Regions from separate parts of the Mus musculus genome. Here region 2 is linked to region 1. Evidence: chromatin loops called from intact Hi-C (ENCODE). Cell type or tissue: heart. All regions are shown on one strand. Links, peaks and the distances in the headings refer to the core of each region. The heading gives the core; the rest is flanking DNA.

Region 1 (8,325 bases), core at 136-8,135:
CCAGGGCTACACAGAGAAACCCTGTCTCGAAAAACCAAAAAAAAAAAAGTATTTCTTTTTTTCATGTGGTATGTTTTGTCTTCAAGTATATTATACTACATGTCTGCTGCCCACAGAGGCCAGAAGAGGATGCTAGATTGCTGCAACTAGAATTATGTCCTTGTCAACTGCCACATGGGACCCAAACCGAGGTTTTTCCTAGGAACAGCAAGTGCTCTTAACCCACTAAGCTGTCTCTCCAGTACTATGCAGGTGTTTCTATCTTTTGTTCTTTGAGACAGGGTCTCACTATGTAGCCTTGGCTGGACTAGAACTGAATCCGTAGACCAGGCTGGCCTCAAACTTAAGGAGATAAACTGGCCTCTACCTCCTAAATTCTGGGATTAAAGGTACTTTTTTGAAGATCACAAAGTCCTAATTGGTTATCAGTTACCTGAAGAATACCATGGTGTTGTCAATCATTGACTGAGAAAGAGTAAGAAAGGCACTTACCTTTTTTGAGAGCAGTTTCCTCAATCCTCTCCAAGTAATATATATTGAGCAGAGGTAAGATGCTTTGAAGTATTGGGCCTGGGAGGGCTACAAAAACCAAAACACAAAGTTTACTTTTTCCCTTCTTGGGTTCTAAACATTATCTATCTTAAGGCAGCTGGAAATTCAGAGGAAAGGAAAACTAAGCTGCTTGCTCACTGAGGTCAGCAAACTTCTGCCTAGGCTGGGCTGGGCTCTGAGTATACTCTGAGCTACTACCTTCCTATGAAGGTAGTAAATACTCATGAAAATTAAAGATAACTCTTCTCTAATTCATTATACTTTAAAAAACAAAACCAGTTTTTCCCTGGAACCAAGAATATCAGGAATTCAAAGCTAGTCTTGATTATGGATTGCCTTTATTTATTCTTCCCCCGGCAGAGAGAGAGAGAGAGAGAGAGAGAGAGAGAGAGAGAGAGAGAGAGAGAGAGAGAGAAGTTGGGGAAAATCTTACTCCAGCATTTGGGAGGCTGAGGCAGGAGGACTGCTGCAAGTTCAAGCTAGCTGGAGCTACATAATGAGTACCAGGACAGCCAGGGATAATAAAGCGAAATCCTGATTCAATAAAACAAAATGTGTGTATTAGGAGTTGTATGAAGAGGGAATAGATTAGAAATGACTACCTCATGACATTAAAGATCATGCTTGTAATTTGTTTAACACAATACCTGCCCATAAGATCAATGAATACTGGCTATTATTATGTTCATTCTGTCTATGCATCTCTACTCTATTAAGCTTACGATCTTGTAGTTATACCAAAACTTTCATTCTTTGACCTACATTTTAAAAAATATTTTATTTTAAAATTGCATGTATATGTGTGTCTATATAGAGGTACGTGCAAGTGAGTGAGGGTGCCTGCAGAGGCTGAAAGGTGTTGGGCCACTGGAACCGGAGTTCTATGCAGTTTTGATCTGATATGGGTGCTAGGAACCCAACTGTCCTGTCCTGTGTAAAAGGAATACTCTCTTTCCCGTACCTCTGTTTTTTAAAGTCAGGGTCTTTCTCCTAGCGTCCTTGTAACTTGAGGCAATCCTTCTGTCTCAGCCTCCTGAGAACTAGGATTACAGGTGTGAGTCAGCACACACAGCTTTTCCTCAGTGTACTTTCTCTTTACTTGAAGAATAACTGAATCATGAGGCCTAAGAATCTAGTGTACTTTTTTTTTATCTATTAGGTACTCATTAATATTCACTGTACCTGTTGAATGAGAACATTAATTCCCTGTGCTATTATAGTAATGTAGGTCTATCATCTGACACACTGTTTCTCTGACATCTATCTTTATATTCTCTCTCTCTCTCCTCTTCTCTCCCCCCCCCCCGATGACATACTCTGATCAAAACCTTTCAAAAGCTCTCTACTCCATACAAGATAAAGTTCAAATCTCACACCCTGATATTTAAGGTCATCTACCATCGATGAACTTTTCTCATCATGAGAGATCACTGAGAGATGTGGCACACAGCAGGAATGAGGTCAGAGGACAGTCACTTGCAGATCCAATTCTGCTAGTTGGGTCCCAGGAATGGCCTTGAGGTTGTCAGGCTGATGGCAGTGTCTGGCCTGACCTGCTGAGCATCTCCCTGGCCCACTGTCTCTCACTACACACTTGGGTTGCCTCCACTTACTCCCCTCTCTTCAGTGCTAGTCCACTAATGGCAGAAGCCTTTCCTGACTGCTCCCTAGCTCACCCTGAGGCCTCCCTCTGAAACAGCAGCGCTTGACAGGCCTTTTTCTTGGCACCTCTAAAAGTTCTTACAGAGTCAAGTTCTTACTGACTGGGTGGCTATTTACTGGATCTAGCCCACTGCAGGTTCTCCTGTCTCTTCTCAACTGGGAACAATGAAGTAGTGATGAGTACACAGAAAGAAAAGCCATGCCTTCAGAGCTTCCCCCTTTTCCTTTGGACTCTGCTCCCTCCTGCTTAGCAATCCCCTCTCACACCTCTCACAGGAATTCTCATCTCTTCAAACTACAAAGTCTACTGTTCCTTTATTCTTAAGACAGGTTCCTTGCTTGCTTCCAGCCGTACTTTTTTCCTTTTAAATGCTTCCTCTTTGCAAGTCAGGGCCTCCATTAACACCCAACTCCTCTTCTAGCCAAGATCAGCATCTAAAGACTCTCCAGGCTGATAACAGGCTGCCACATTTCCAGGACTTCTCTGAGCCCCTGTTCAACCCCAGGGAGGCCTTTCCTTCCATTCACCATAGGGTCAGCCTGACCTTTTTCTGCGCAGCTTGGCACGGGGCCTCCACAATCTCCTCTGCTCACACAGGGCCTGAGGACTTCTTATCCATCTCTTCTCCCCCACCCCCACCTCCTGGAAGGCGCTTGGGCCTTCTCAGCAGTGCTGGCCACTCTAAGGCCTTACAACCTATTCTGGGGCAGCAATCCTGCAAACCCACCTCCTGGGGCTTAACAAAACCCTCACTCTCAGTTCTTAACGGACCAGGGCCTGCCTTCTGGCAAAGATGTCACCACCACCTTGGATAGTCCCGGTGGCACATCCCCTGCACACTCCAAGGCCAGGAGCCTCCTCTGATGTTACCCTCTCCTCCTCCACCTTCCGTCTGGCCCGACCTGTGATCTCATCCAACTTCAGCCTGACCCTACTCCACTAGCACCAATTCTGTCAGGCCCATGGCCTCCCTCCCTTGTCTCCCCTGAAGGCCCTAACTTTCTCTTTAACTCTCTACTCTCACTTTTCACGTCGTGGACCCTTTCCCCGCTTAAGTTGCCAGGCCGCTGGCCTGCGGTATCCTCCTCCAGCAGGGCCTCCTTGCCATCTGGTCGGGGAGCAGAAGGCCTTGGCTCACACCGGAGCGGAGCGGACTGTCTAGCCGGGTCCAGCCCCTCCGTACCGGCCGCTCTCACAACTAAGGCCTCGGCTCCCTCCTATTCGGCCCAAGGCCTCTTCCCCATGACGCGTCTCACCCGACTCTAGCTCCGCAGTCCGGGATACCCTGGCCCCTGCCCGGCCTGAGGCCTCTTCGGCCCTTCCCGCCGGCCGGTCTCCCGAGCCTGTCCGTGCTTACGGAGCGTCTCCCGGAGCCCTCCACTCACTTTCCTACCTTCTCCACCACCGCCCCGGTCCATCCAGAAGGCCACCGGCGCTACCTGCTCGGCGGGCAGACCCGCAGCTCAGTTTAGCAGCGAGGTCTGGGGCGTCGGTGCGCTCCCTTCAGCCCTCGCTCGGGCCGTCAAACAGGCCACGGCGCTCCCAGCCTTTTCGGCTTCTCCCCGCGACTCCGGTCCCTCGCTCGCTCTCCACTGGGCTGTCCCACCCCGCCCATCCGCGGGGCTCCCGGAGTCCAGGTACCGGTGGTGTGCCCGGCGGACAGCGGAGGCCCCGGGCCGGCAGCGCAGGTGGCTGCGGGCCTGGCCTCCTTGCCTCGGGTCGGGCCTGCCAAAGTCGGTCCCTGCCCCGGGGCAGCCCGGCCATCCCTGCCCCGTCGGTTCGAGATCCGAGAATCCTCCGTTCAGTCCGGTCCAGCCCAGTGTCAGTTCCGAGCCTGTGGCTCCGGCCTGCTACTCCAGCCCCCGTCGCTAGGGCCCTGGCAGCTCTGCCCCGTACCGGGCCTTCTGGCCTCGCCCCCCGCGCCCCCCAGGCGAGCCGCGGCTCGGCTTCACCGGCTCCCTCGGTCTCAGGCTTCACTCCGTCCCGCCCTGTCAGTCACGGAATTTCTGTTCCGACTCCACCATCGAACTCCCGGGGCTCCCAGCTGGGCCTGGCCCCGGGCCTCTCGGCCTCGCCCCCCGCGCCCCCTGGCCGCCGGGCCGCCCCCGCTCGCTGCCGGAGGTCGCCCCTCACTCCGCGACTTACCCCACACCCCGCTCTCCAGAACCCCCATATGGGCGCTCACTGCCCGCCCGCACAGCTCGAACAGGGCGGGGGGAGCGCTGGGGCCCGAGGCCGAGCTCTTCGCTGGCGCCGCCTCCCGGGACGTGGCCTCCATGGTCGTTGCTGCCGCTACCTCACAGAACCAGCAACTCCGGGCGCGCCAGGCCTCGGGCGCCGCCATCTTGGGGAGGTGCGCGAGCCCGAGAATGACACCCGCGGGCCGCCATCTTGAAGAGGTCAGCTTTTAGGACCGCTCCATAAGGGATATGGGGAAGAACAGAAACAACATTAAAAGATCGTCAAACAGAGGAGCAGATGACTCAAGTATCTTAGGGAATACTACTTGGAAAAATACTGTAGATCAACACATTTGGGCAAGAAGTGACCGAAAGGATGTTTCTTAGCAAATTCTTTGCAGGCGTATATAGCAGCTCCCCCTACGTCTCGTAGCTAGCGAGTAGTACAGCCCAATTTGTGCGTGTGTTCGGGACTACGAGGAGTATGCCGCACTTCCGGCCAGGTCGCCGGATATCCGTCGAGTGACCCTTACTAGTCCTTCTTAAACCTGAAGTGGAGTACTACTCTGGTTGCGCTTGTTGGATCCCAAACCGGCTCCCGACATGGGACTAGAGGACGAACGAAAGATGCTCACTGGATCTGGAGACCCCAAAGAGGTAAGGCTTCGAGGTTGGCGGGCCCGGGACCTAGCTCAACAAAGCACCTCCCGGGGCTCTCTTAGTCCGGGTTTATAGCCTAGGGTTTGCGGGGTCCAGAGAGGTGGTTTCCGTTACTTACCTTCAGAATTCTTTGGTTGACCTTGGGCAGATTAATAGCTAGTCTTTCTCGGGATTGGCTTCCCCAAACCAGGAATGTGAAAGTGTAACTGGAGTTTATAATGCTGCACTGATAAACTTGTGTAAACAAACAAACAACCCCCCCCCAGGTTTTTGAGGTTCTAATTTGATAAATGTTTTGAGGTTCTAACTTGATAAGTGCGTGAAGCAAAAAACTAACGTTAGTCTTTAACGTAGCTTAGGTCAGAATTTATTTATGGAGATTTCGGGGACCCTAGTCTTCGGAAAAGTGCTTTCAGGAGTTGGGGTGTAGCTTCATGGTAAAGCTCTTGCCTAGCATTAACAAGCCCTGTATTCGCTTCCCAGCATCTCCAACAAAAAGCGGTTCTTTATCTTTTGGGATGGAGATGGCCGAGGACTTGTGCCTTTGGGGACAGTTTAAGAATGTGTAGTGTAATTCTGTGGTGCAAGAGGGAGCTCTTTCCCAAGTTGAGCATCATTGTGATAAATATTGGCTGCTTATGTGCTGAGTGCTTTATATGCACTAAGATACTTAACTTGCACAGTTTCCCCATGAGGTAAATATCAGGTACATTATATATTTTTGTCACTTTTATTACATGAGGCAGCAAGCAAGGAAGTTTATCTTGAATGAGGGCACACAACTAGCAAGACAATACAACTGGGACTCCAATGCAGACGTCCAGGCTTGAGAGCCAGAGCTCTAGCCCGAGACTCACTTTGCTTCCATTTCCTGTGCATTTGTCTTGTCTACTTCAGGACAAGCCATCAGGGCTTAATGGATTAATTAGTTGGCAAATTATTTATCCCTTAATTTTTTCAAGTTTTCATTCTCAGAAAGTTTAACAGGATACCACAGCAGATAGAAGTTTTAAAATTAAGAAAGTTGGGCATGGTGGTCCGTGTCTTTAATCCCAACACTCAGGAGGCAATGGCAGGAGGATCTCTGTAAGTTCAGAGCCATCCTGGTCTTCATATCAAACTCCATGACAGCCAGGACTATAGAGATCCTTTCTCAAAAAAACAATAAACCAACAAATCAAATAATAAAATGAAGAAAGTTAAATTAATTTTGTGAAAGATCCATAATGAATGGAGATGAAATCTTTTTATTCAGTGTGACTTTGGATTTTCTCATTGGTGGAAACAGAATTAGACCTGTATTTGGATTTGTTTAGCATGGTGTTTTTAGCACATTAGTGTTGTTATAGTAATGCCAATTGGGAAATGACACAGTTGTCTTGCTTCTAGAATGCTAATTTCAGGTGTGTCCCCCCCCCCCCCCGATTTTATTTTTACTTTAAGTGTATATTTGTATTTTGCTTACATGTATACCTTTGCACCACTTGCAATGCCTGATGCCCTCTGAGACCATAAGAGGGCACTAGATCTTCTGGAACTGGAGTTAACGTTTGTGAGCAACCATGTAGGAGCTAGGAAGAGCCAGGGTTTTTTTGGAAGAGAGACAAGTGCTCTTAACTGCTGAGCCATCTTTTGTGAGCATGTATAGGTGTTGGTTTGTGCATGCTTCTGTCTGTAGGTCCTTTCACATGGGCTCCTGGGATCAAACTCGGGTTGTCGGGCTTGGTAGCAAGCAATTTTACCTGATGGTTTTAGGACTTGGACCCAGGGCCTCAGGTATTCTTTACCACTGAGCTCTGATGTCAGAGGATCTTTTTAGGGGGATACTTTTTCTTTGTGAATTTTAAAAAATAGTTTATTTTTATGCATACAATTGTTTTACCTACATATGTGGCTGGAAGATGGTGTTGGATCCCCTGGGACTGGAGGTAGAGATGGTCTTGAGGTGACATGTGGGTGTTAAGAGTCAAATCTAGTGGGGCTGGAGTGATGGCTCAGTGGTTGAGAACACTGGCTGTTCTTCAATTCTCAGCAAGCACATAGTGGCTCACAACCATCTATAATGCCCTCTTCTGTCTAATCTAATGATCTAATGCCTTGTTCTGTCTGACATGCAGGTATACATGCAGATAAACCACTCATATACTTAAATATAAATCTTTAAAAAAGAGAGTCAAAGCTGATTCTTTTGCAAGAACAGCAAGTTCTCTTAGCTACTGAGCCATCTCTCTATCCCTTTAATTCTTTTTTTTTTATATCCCCCCCACCCCCCCACCTGCCTGCCCGCCTGCTTGCCTGCTCCAGCCCTGCTAGCAAAGAGGGCATCAGATCACATTACAGATGGTTGTGAGCCACCATGTGGTTGCTGGGAATTGAACTCAGGACCTCTGGAAGAGCAGTCAATGCTCTTAACCGCTGAGCCATCTCTCCAGCCCCTTAATAAATTCTTGAAAGGCGTTTTAAGAAACCTTATTGATGAAAAACTAGCATCTATATTCTATGTAACATCTTTACACTTAGGAGAAACCTTGCCAATCACAAAAAGAGTAAAGAGCAGAGGTTACAGTGGCACCTCCTGTCCTCACTTGTAGGGTACTGTCTTGGTTAGGATTTGGGAAACATGGTTGTTGAGCTCATTTCCCTGTGTGTCTTTATCTTCTCCCAACTGTGGATACCTGTATCTACAGCAGACAGATCACTGTGCCATGTGCCAGATTTAGGACCTGTGCTCCAACAGGTAATTTTTACAATTAGGGAAAGAAAGGAAACTAATTAAAAGTTATACAGTGGAATTAGAAATAGATTATGTGGGGCCTGGTGTTCCCTTTTCTTATATTTATCTGCAAGTTAAAAGGCAGTGATTATAACTTTAAGTTGACTAAAGAAGGATTTAGGTTTGACCATATTCATATTCCAAATTCAACTTGAGAGCACCTCTACAGGCACCTGCATTTTCATATGTGCGTACACACATACACACCCCTGCAGTTAAAAAAAAAATAGTGAAAATATTTTTAAGTTAGTTTTCCTCTAAACTTGGTTTGGGATATAAACAAAGTTTAGCTATTTTTTAGTTATTATAGGTTGTTATTTGTTTTGTTTTGGTTTTTTTTGGGGGGTGGGGGGGTTGGTTTTTTTTTTTTTTTTTTCGAGACATGGTCTCTCTGTGTAGCCCTGGCTGTCCTGGAACTCACTCTGTAGACCAGGCTGGCCTTGAACTCAGAAATCCGCCTCCCAAGTGCTGGGATTAAAGGCGTGTGCCACCACTGC
Region 2 (8,325 bases), core at 219-8,218, 75 kb before region 1:
GGGAACATCATGGTTCCAAGGAGGTTGCTCTTATCCCACGGATCTGTCTTCAGACCTAGTGTTCAGGCACTACCCACCCTAGCCTTCAGATCACAAGGGCAAGGTCGAGTGAGGGAAGAGTTTTCATTACATCATTTCTCTCTATAGACCCAAGGATTGTATCAGTGGTACTCACCGGAAACAGGTTGAAAGTGGCAGTGAGGCTGGCCTTGTAGTGCTAGGTGGGGAATTGGGCACATAAGACCTGAGGCAGGGGGTGGGGCCAGGTATCTGCCCCTTCCACCCTTGCCAAGGAATACCTGAGACACACGGGCGTTCTTGATGCTGATAGGAGTATGCTGGATGCCTCTCAGACCAAACAGCGCCACCACATCCATTGGCTCCTGAGGGCACGGTCACCAGTCACTGTGTGCTACCGTCCCCACCTCTGCAGGCCCCAACATGTCAAGCCTCTCATATTTCACAGCCCTCACTGATCCCTGCTTTTTAGCACCCGTAGGCTGCTGTGCTGGTCCGCCTGAGGCCCCAGCCGCACTCACCTCATAGTAGCCATCAATGAAGACCGTTATCATCTGTGGAGATACCCCTTGGGCTGAGAGCAGAGAGCGCAGCATCCTGAGGAGCCCAGGAAAGTAGATTAGGGCTCTTTCTCCTCTCAATTCACAACTCCCGTGTTTATAAACAGGCCCATATGCTCTGTGTAGAACAGGCTTAGCATCTGCTGCCTTTTTGCCTCCTTTAATAGTTCCTCGTACAAGAAGTCGAGCTAAAGCACCACCCACTCCCTGAGCACCCCCTGTTCAGTGCTGAGTCCCGCCCACTTCCAGGCTCACCTGTACAGGTAATTGGGCCGGTTCCCTGCAATGACAGCCACAGGCACATTGAGGACCTTATTGTCTGGAAGCTGTGTGAGAAACAGCTTTTAGCTTCCCTTATTCCCCCTTCCAACTAGGATCTCCATTTAGGGACGAATTCTCAGTGCAGTGAAGGGTCTCAGAGCAGATAGTGAAGGGCCAAGGGTCTTCCTTGTTCTTGTCTTTCCACACAGTCTACCCAGCCCTGGAAACACAGTCTGTCCCAACCCCAACCTGTCTTCAGAGTTTAGTATACACACATCCTCAGCCCCTACCAGATCAAGGCAGAGGAAACCTACGTTGTGGACTGGTCCTAAGGCCTTCTGCTAAGCTGGGAAGGAGTCAGAACCTCACTGCCCTGACCCCACTTACTGGGTCAGGGCTGAACTCAATAGGCGTCGGGTCCTTGCAGCTGCACACGCTCCCGTAGCCCTCCACTTTGCTGCAGAAGCGCCTGCGGCGGCGGTTCAACTCCGTATCTGCCCAGTGACACTCAGCCTCTGAGGGAGGAAGTCAACAGGATTCGGGAATCTTACCAGCTATGTTGGGGAAGCCCCAAGCACACAGGCAAGGAAAAACCAGCCTCATTGAGGATCCAAATGTCCATTCTCTGCTCAAACGCTGCCCGAGCCCCACCCACACTAAGCCCACCTTCAGCTGAGCTCAGTGGCACATCTGTCTTCAGCAGGACTGGGTCACCCCAGGAGGAGAGGGCAGGAGATTTAGAATGTTTCTCGCCAAGTACAGGACCTGGCCAAAGGCAGGAATGAGGGACAATGAAGGCCCAGCCTCGAGAATGGGGCTTCCCCCCAACCCTTGCCCCTTTTCATTGACTCTAATCTACTCCCTTCCCACAGCATCCTCTCTCCTATCGTTCTTCTCCTCCCTTGATACTACAGGGTGGACAGCCTTGGTCCCCACACCTCCTTTTCGTCCCACGAAGGCCCAGGTGTCCCTCCAGCCAAGGGCAGGGCCTGCCTGACTTCCCAGGCTCCTCAGCAGAGCCTTTGCTGTGTCCTTGAGGTGGAAGGAACCCTCATCCTGGAGGACCAAAACAGATAGTCATGACTTGTGTGGGCCCAGGAGACCTGGCCTCACTCAGTACTGGCTACGTTTCAAGCACTACATATAAAACCTTTTACGTAAGTCGACTCACCGACTCCAACAATACTCTTTGGTTACTCTCTTTCACAGACAAAAAAAAGTATGAAAGGCTTAAGAGTCTGAGACTCATCCCAAGTCACTCAGATACTAAAAGTCAGCCCTTTACCCATGTGCCCGGCGCCTGCATCCTGCCACCCTCCAAAAAGAGGTGCTCCCTCCCTAAAATGCAGCCCCATCATCCCCCTCTTTATTTCATTTCCTGAGACTACTGGCTGAGCTGACTGTTTTCATCGCCACCACTGAGATGTGAGCTCCGGGGCGGTAGGGAATCTGTCTTGTATTGTATCTTCAGCATTCAATGCTGCAGTACCTGGCACAGAGCTCAGAAACCACTGTACTGATTACAAACAAAAGAAAAACAAAAAGCTAGGCTCAGTCTGGAACTTGACCACCTTTCTCTAGATGTTCTTTCTGCTGCCGAGCAGAGCCAGAGCTAGGGGGCCTCACTGACCTTCACCGTGCAGATCAGCACGCGGCCGGGGGCCACCATGTTGAGGAACAGCACCATGGCCTCATCCTCATGAGGAGAGTATGTGTCAAACACGCGCTTTGCCATCACGTGGCCCTGGCAGGAGCAAACCCTCTTATGAGACGGGGTCATCAGCAAAGCAAGCCCAGCTTCGGCCCTCGGGCTCTCCCATCCTTAAGCTCACCGTGGCCTGGTTGAGGACTATGACATGGATGCCTCGGCCCTGCTCCCGGGCTTCATCCTCGAGCACCTACACAGCGGCAGAAACAGAATCCAGCTATTCACCCTGGCGCTCACGGTGACTCCATCTTAGAAGCAGGAACCACAGCAGCCTGCTCTATTATCACTGTCTACGGTTCTAACTCAGACAGAAGGCTGACTCTCCCAGAAAGCCCCCATGGTACCCTCATCGGCAAAGGTTTCGTCGCTTTACCATCCACCTTTTAACACTTCCCTGGCACCAAGAGCCCTGGACTGTCTCTGCTAACTCTCTACCAGTGAGCCTCTCTGGGAAGGGCAAGTCCCATTACCTCTAGGACCCCAGTGGCTGGCCCAAGGCTGAAGCCAAAGGGATTAGGAAGTGGTTACATAATAAGTAAATAAGGGAGTTAGCTGCCCGCTAACGCCCCTGATCACTGCCAAGCCTTCGCCACATAGACATTTCATAGACCATTTACTTAATCCTAATAAGTCCAAGCCAATAGGCAGAGGGTGACGGTTCCCACCGTGCTCTGAATGGACTGAAGATGCTGGTCCAACTCACCGTGGTGCCATCCACAGCCACATACACTTTGCTTCTACTGGAGTATACTTCCACATCCAGCACCCGTCGGGGACTGCTGCCTCTGCGCCGAGGGGACTCCAGACGTCCTAGGGCCTCATCTGGAGAGGGAATTGTAACAGGCGTGGGCGATGACTCACTAGCAGAGTCACACCCTGTGGGATGTGCACGCCATTCCTGCCATGAGACCCCAGGTCCCGTCCCGTCCCCCGCCCCCCTCCCGCACCCTCAGCTGGTCCCCACCATAGTCTTGCTCTGGTTCTGGGTCTTCATTGGCCTCGCTGATTGCTCTCCGAGTGTCCAGGATCAACTTGATGTTGACAATGACGGTCACCAGCAGGAAAAGCACAGCCCCTGTCTGAGTAGGAAAATGGGGGTGACTGCAGCCAGCCCTCTCCAGATCACAAGGGCCTTCTGAAAGTATGACCTTGGCTGAAGAGGACACAGGGACCAGTCTCTCCACTTTCTGGTTCCCAATAAGGACACGGATTTGTGGCCATCTCCCAGAGAATGTTCCCTGGCAGGTTTCCCTCCACCAACCAGGTCCTTCCTACCCCGTGGTCTTGTATTTTCCCATTTGAGTCCTTGACTTCCTTGGTCCCCTCCATAACTAGTTCCTTGAGATGGATTTAGGACCCGAGAACCACAGCGGAGAGCCAGAGACACAGAAGAACGTGGGCCACACTGCCTGACAGTTGGGTGTCAGGGGCAAAGCCTGCCTGACCAGACTTCTGGTTTCTGTTGGATGCCGAGGTCAGACTAGGGTTCTGATTCCAGAATCCTGGCTCTAAACCACTGCCTGAGAAGGCTGTAACAGACAGAGGTTTCCCCTCCAGGAATTTGCTGCCTCTTCTTGATAGCCAAGGTAGTTAGTTCCTAGTCTGTTAGAGTAAAGTTAGGGAGCAGCTTTTGGGACACGTGGGACCTCATTTACCTGACAGAATCTCCTCAGGGCCCGCTGGTTTGTCAGTTTATACTTCCAGGTAAGGTACCAGCTCCGTTTCTTCCTAGCCCCAAAGGGCTTGATGAGGGGACTGGGCTTCCAGTCATCCATACTGGATTAGGGAGTCACCCCTGTCCCGGCCAGTCCATGACTTCAGGAATCTGAGGGGACTATATATAGAGTCACATAGAGTAAGATGCTTGTCCCAAAGCTTAATGCCTTCTGGAATGACTTCTCTCAGCAAACTGCTGAGCTGTGTGCCCTAGGCAACGTGGCTTAACTTCTCTGGGTCTGGCCAGAAAATCTTTGGAGGAGTTGGATCACCTGAAAATTCCCTGGGGCTAGAGGAACTGTGTGCAGGATCAGGGCCTTAGCGGCGGAGGCCAGTAACTCAATCAACTCTTAACGATTCATCAGTCCTTAAAAGGTCCAAATCCCAGTCCTTCCCAGCCCTGGGGTAGAACAGTAACAGCGACCTCCTGCACCCCAATCCTCCACCCTCGTCTCTTCCCATCTGGCTCAACTCCTCTCCTCTCAGGGATCAGGGACGCCGGAAGGTTCAGAAGACCCACCCAGCCCGCATCACCCCTCTGAGACCCGCACTGGGAGGCACTTACGGCTCAGGGGCCCCGGGCCCCGCTCGGGCCGCGCTCGGGCCCGCACAGCTCGGCCCCGCGCGCCGCGGCCTCCGCGGCCTCCGCCTCCTCCATGCCTCTCGCGCCCCGCCCCGGCCCGGCCGGCCCGCCCCGCCGCTTCCGCCGCCGCCGCCGCCGCGGGGTGAGAGGGCGGCGGGCGGCGCTTAGGGCGGCGGCCGCGGCCGGGCGTCTGCAGCGCGAGGGGAGCCGGCGTACTCTGCCTGTCTGGCAGGGTTACGGTCCGCACGAGTGGACCTCGGGCGAGAGCACATCCCCGCACCGCGGAGCCGGAGCAAGCGGCATTCCGGGACCTCGGGCCAGCTCACTGGGCAAGCCAGGATCAGAGGGCTGCAGCTCCGAGGCCTGGCCCAGCCCCGCAAGGCTGTTTCCAGGCCGGGGAGGAGAGGATTAGAAACCTGCTCCGCTACTATTTTGAGCGCTTACGTTAACTCGATTTCATAAACCATGATTAAGAGGCACCGTGACTACCCCATCTTTAAAGAAAACCAAAAATGCTCTTTGATTGTGTGCATGTGCAGGTAGTGCGGGCGCTCCTTGAAGAGACTAGACCTCAGTCTGATACCCCTGGAGCCCAAATTAAAGTTGTGATCCCAACCGCTCCTCTAGAAGAGCACCAGGTGTGCTTAACCACTGAGCCATCTCCAGCTCCTGATTAGTTCTTTTCTGAGGAAGCAGGAGCTTACCTATCTCCTTATAGCCCTAGCTATCCTGGAACTCCTTATGTAGACCCGGCTGAACTTGAACTCACAGAAATTCACCTGTCTCTGCCTCCTAAATGCTAGGATTAAAGGAGTGTACAACATGCCCAGCAACACTTTATTTATTTACACTTTTTTTTTTTTGAGGACTCCAAAAGTGTTGGCATCTTTCGATATGATAGCAGTGCTTGCCAGGTTGGAAGTGGTGTTGCATTCCTATATAGGTGAGGGAAGGCTGTGTGAGGCAAGTCCACTTTCATAACAAGATGCTAAGACCCACAGTAGCTCACTCCTGGGTTCCCAGCACTTAGGAACTGAGGAAGGAGGATTGCCATAGATTCAAGGTCAACTTGGTCTACAACATGAGTTCTAGAACAAGTCAGGATTTTGAAGTGCAACCTGCTCTGAGAAACAAAAAATGTTTTGGTTTTTTACATGTTCTTTATACTGAAGTTTTTCTTATTTAAACATCAAAAAAAGCAGGGGCTGGAGAGATGGCTCAGTGGTTAAGAGCACTGACTGCTCTACCAGAGATCCTGGGTTCAATTCCCAGCAACCACATGGTGGCTCACAACCATCTGTAATGGGATCTGATGCCCTCTTCTGGTGTGTCTGAAGATAGTGACAATGACATTGTACTCACATATATAAAATAAGTCTTTTTAAAAAAATCAAGTCAGCAGAAGTTCTCACATTAGCCTCTGACCCTCTTCTGTCGTCAGGTTTACTGTCCATGATCTTGTCTTCTCATGATCCTTATTAATGTCCAGATTCTCAAACTTGCATGTGCAGTCCTAGATTCCCTCCTGAGCGTCAGGCTCCCCTGTGTCTGAGCGCCAGGCTCCCCTGTGTCTGAGCGCCAGGCTCCCCTGCCTGCTGCATCTCTTCACAAGACCCACAATTTCACAGCTACTGACATCATCTCTACCTGCTCTCAGATCTCTTCTGGATTCCTTTGCTTGGGAAATTGTATCAGGCCATATAGCTGGGCCTCCCTTTGTCTTTTTCCAGTGATGTCAGTTGAAATCAACTGTCATGATAGTTGAAATCCTTTGTTTCTTTGAACAATATTGAATACCATTTGAAACAGATGAACTCATCTGTTGCCTGATTCTTTCACTTGTGCCTCTAATTCTCTCCAACCTGCTGTTGCAGGCACTTTTGTGCTGTTGCACTTTTGTGCTGTTGCACTTTTGTGCTGTTGCACTTTTGTGCTGTTGCACTTTTGTGCTGTTGCACTTTTGTGCTGTTGCACTTTTGTGCTGTTGCAGGCACTTTTGTGCTGTTGCTGTTGCACTTTTGTGCTGTTGCAGGCACTTTTGTGCTGTTGCTATTGCACTTTTGTGCTGTTGCAGGCACTTTTGTGCTGTTGCACTTTTGTGCTGTTGCAGGCACTTTTGTGCTGTTGCTGTTGCACTTTTGTGCTGTTGCTGTTGCACTTTCGTGCTGTTGCACTTTCGTGCTGTTGCACTTTCGTGCTGTTGCACTTTTGTGCTGTTGCTGTTGCACTTTTGGTTTTGGTTTTGAGTTAATCTCCTTGATTCAGAGTTTTTCCTCTGCTTCTCCATTCTTCCTTGCTCCTTGAAAAGTCCAGAGTATCCCAGCACTTGGGAGGCAGAGGCAGGTGGATTTCTGAGTTTGAGGCCAGCCTGGTCAACAGAGTGAGTTCCAGGATAGCCAGGGTTATAAAGAGAAACCCTGTCTTGAAACAAAAACAAAAACAAACAAACAAAAAAACAAAAGAAAGGAAGGAAGAAAGAAAGAGAGAGAGAGAGAGAGAGAGAGAGAGAGAGAGAGAGAGAGAGAGAAAGAAAGGAAAGTCCAGAGTAAGGCTAGATGGTGGTAGTACACACCTTTAATCTTAGCACTTGGGAGGCAGAGGCAGGCAGATCTCTTACTTGGAAGTTAGCATGGTCTACAGAGTGAGTTCCAGGACAACCAGATCTACACAGAGAAACCCTCTCTCAAAAAAAGAAAAAAACAAAAAAACAAAAATCCAGGGCAATTTTTCACAAAGGCAAATATTTTGCTAATCCCTGGCTAAAAACTTAGTTACTAACTTTCTCAGGGGGGCTTTGATTGGAATGTAAAGTGAATAAATAAATTAATTAATGGGATAAAAACCACAGTTACTTTTCAGTTGCTCTGACAAAACACCAGGACCAAGGCAACTTATAAGGAAAAGTATTTAAAATTGAGGTTCATGGGTTTCAGAGGGTTAGAATGCATGACCACCACAGGGGTTGGGGATGGCATTAGGTGGGCAGGCAGGCATTGTGCTGGACTGTTAGCTGAGAACTCAAATCTCATCTCCATCCACAAGCACAAAGCAGAGAGAACTAACCCGGAATGGCTTGGGCATTTTGAAATCTCAAGGCCAACCCCCAATGACACATTTCCTCCAACAAGGCCACACCTCTTAGTCCTTCCCAAACAGTTCCATTGACTGAGACCCAAGCATTCAAATATGTGAGCCTATGGAGACCATTCTCATTTAAACCACCACACACCATGGGTCAAGTAATGAAAAGGAGAGCTAAGGTATGATGGAGCACACTTGTGACCTCAACACTTGGAATAGGCAGGATCAGAAGTGCTAGGCTGGGCTGGTGAGATGGCTCAGAAGTTAAGAGCACTTACTGCCCTTCTGAAGGTCTTGAGTTCAAATCCTAGCAACCATCTGGTGGCTCACAACCACCTGTAATGAGATCTGATGCTCTCTTCTGATGTGTCTGAAGACAGCTACAGTGTACTTAGATA

The links. Peaks named below come from ENCODE experiments on the same cell type or tissue, not always from the same donor. Only the 100,000 strongest peaks of a DNase experiment are listed, where the experiment ranks them.
Region 2: a loop joins it to region 1, with 5 times the contacts of the local background. A loop is called at or near these places in 3 of 42 quality-filtered maps.

Annotation. Positions count from the first base shown.
Region 1 is chr4:116,071,643-116,079,967 of GRCm38, reverse strand. Uqcrh (ubiquinol-cytochrome c reductase hinge protein) reads left to right here and starts at 4,898. Exons shown (of 4, transcript NM_025641.3): 1 at 4,898-5,052. The coding sequence starts at 4,999. Lrrc41 (leucine rich repeat containing 41) reads right to left here and starts at 4,699. Exons shown (of 10, transcript NM_153521.2): 1 at 4,361-4,699; 2 at 493-579. The coding sequence starts at 4,559. In heart, for the core only: CTCF peaks have their summits at 4,082, 5,642 and 6,570 (motif pointing right); DNase peaks (open chromatin) are centred at 2,797, 3,327, 4,487, 4,937 and 1 weaker place; H3K4me3 peaks cover 5,262 bases; H3K27ac peaks cover 3,865 bases.
Region 2 is chr4:116,147,121-116,155,445 of GRCm38, reverse strand. It overlaps Pomgnt1 (protein O-linked mannose beta 1,2-N-acetylglucosaminyltransferase), which reads right to left and starts at 4,928. Exons shown (of 22, transcript NM_026651.2): 1 at 4,829-4,928; 2 at 4,203-4,381; 3 at 3,512-3,626; 4 at 3,251-3,369; 5 at 2,672-2,737; 6 at 2,470-2,583; 7 at 1,778-1,895; 8 at 1,506-1,604; 9 at 1,227-1,354; 10 at 834-904; 11 at 540-615; 12 at 300-383; 13 at 176-217. The coding sequence starts at 4,322. In heart, for the core only: no CTCF peak of the experiment used is centred there; a DNase peak (open chromatin) is centred at 4,895; H3K4me3 peaks cover 2,269 bases; H3K27ac peaks cover 1,786 bases.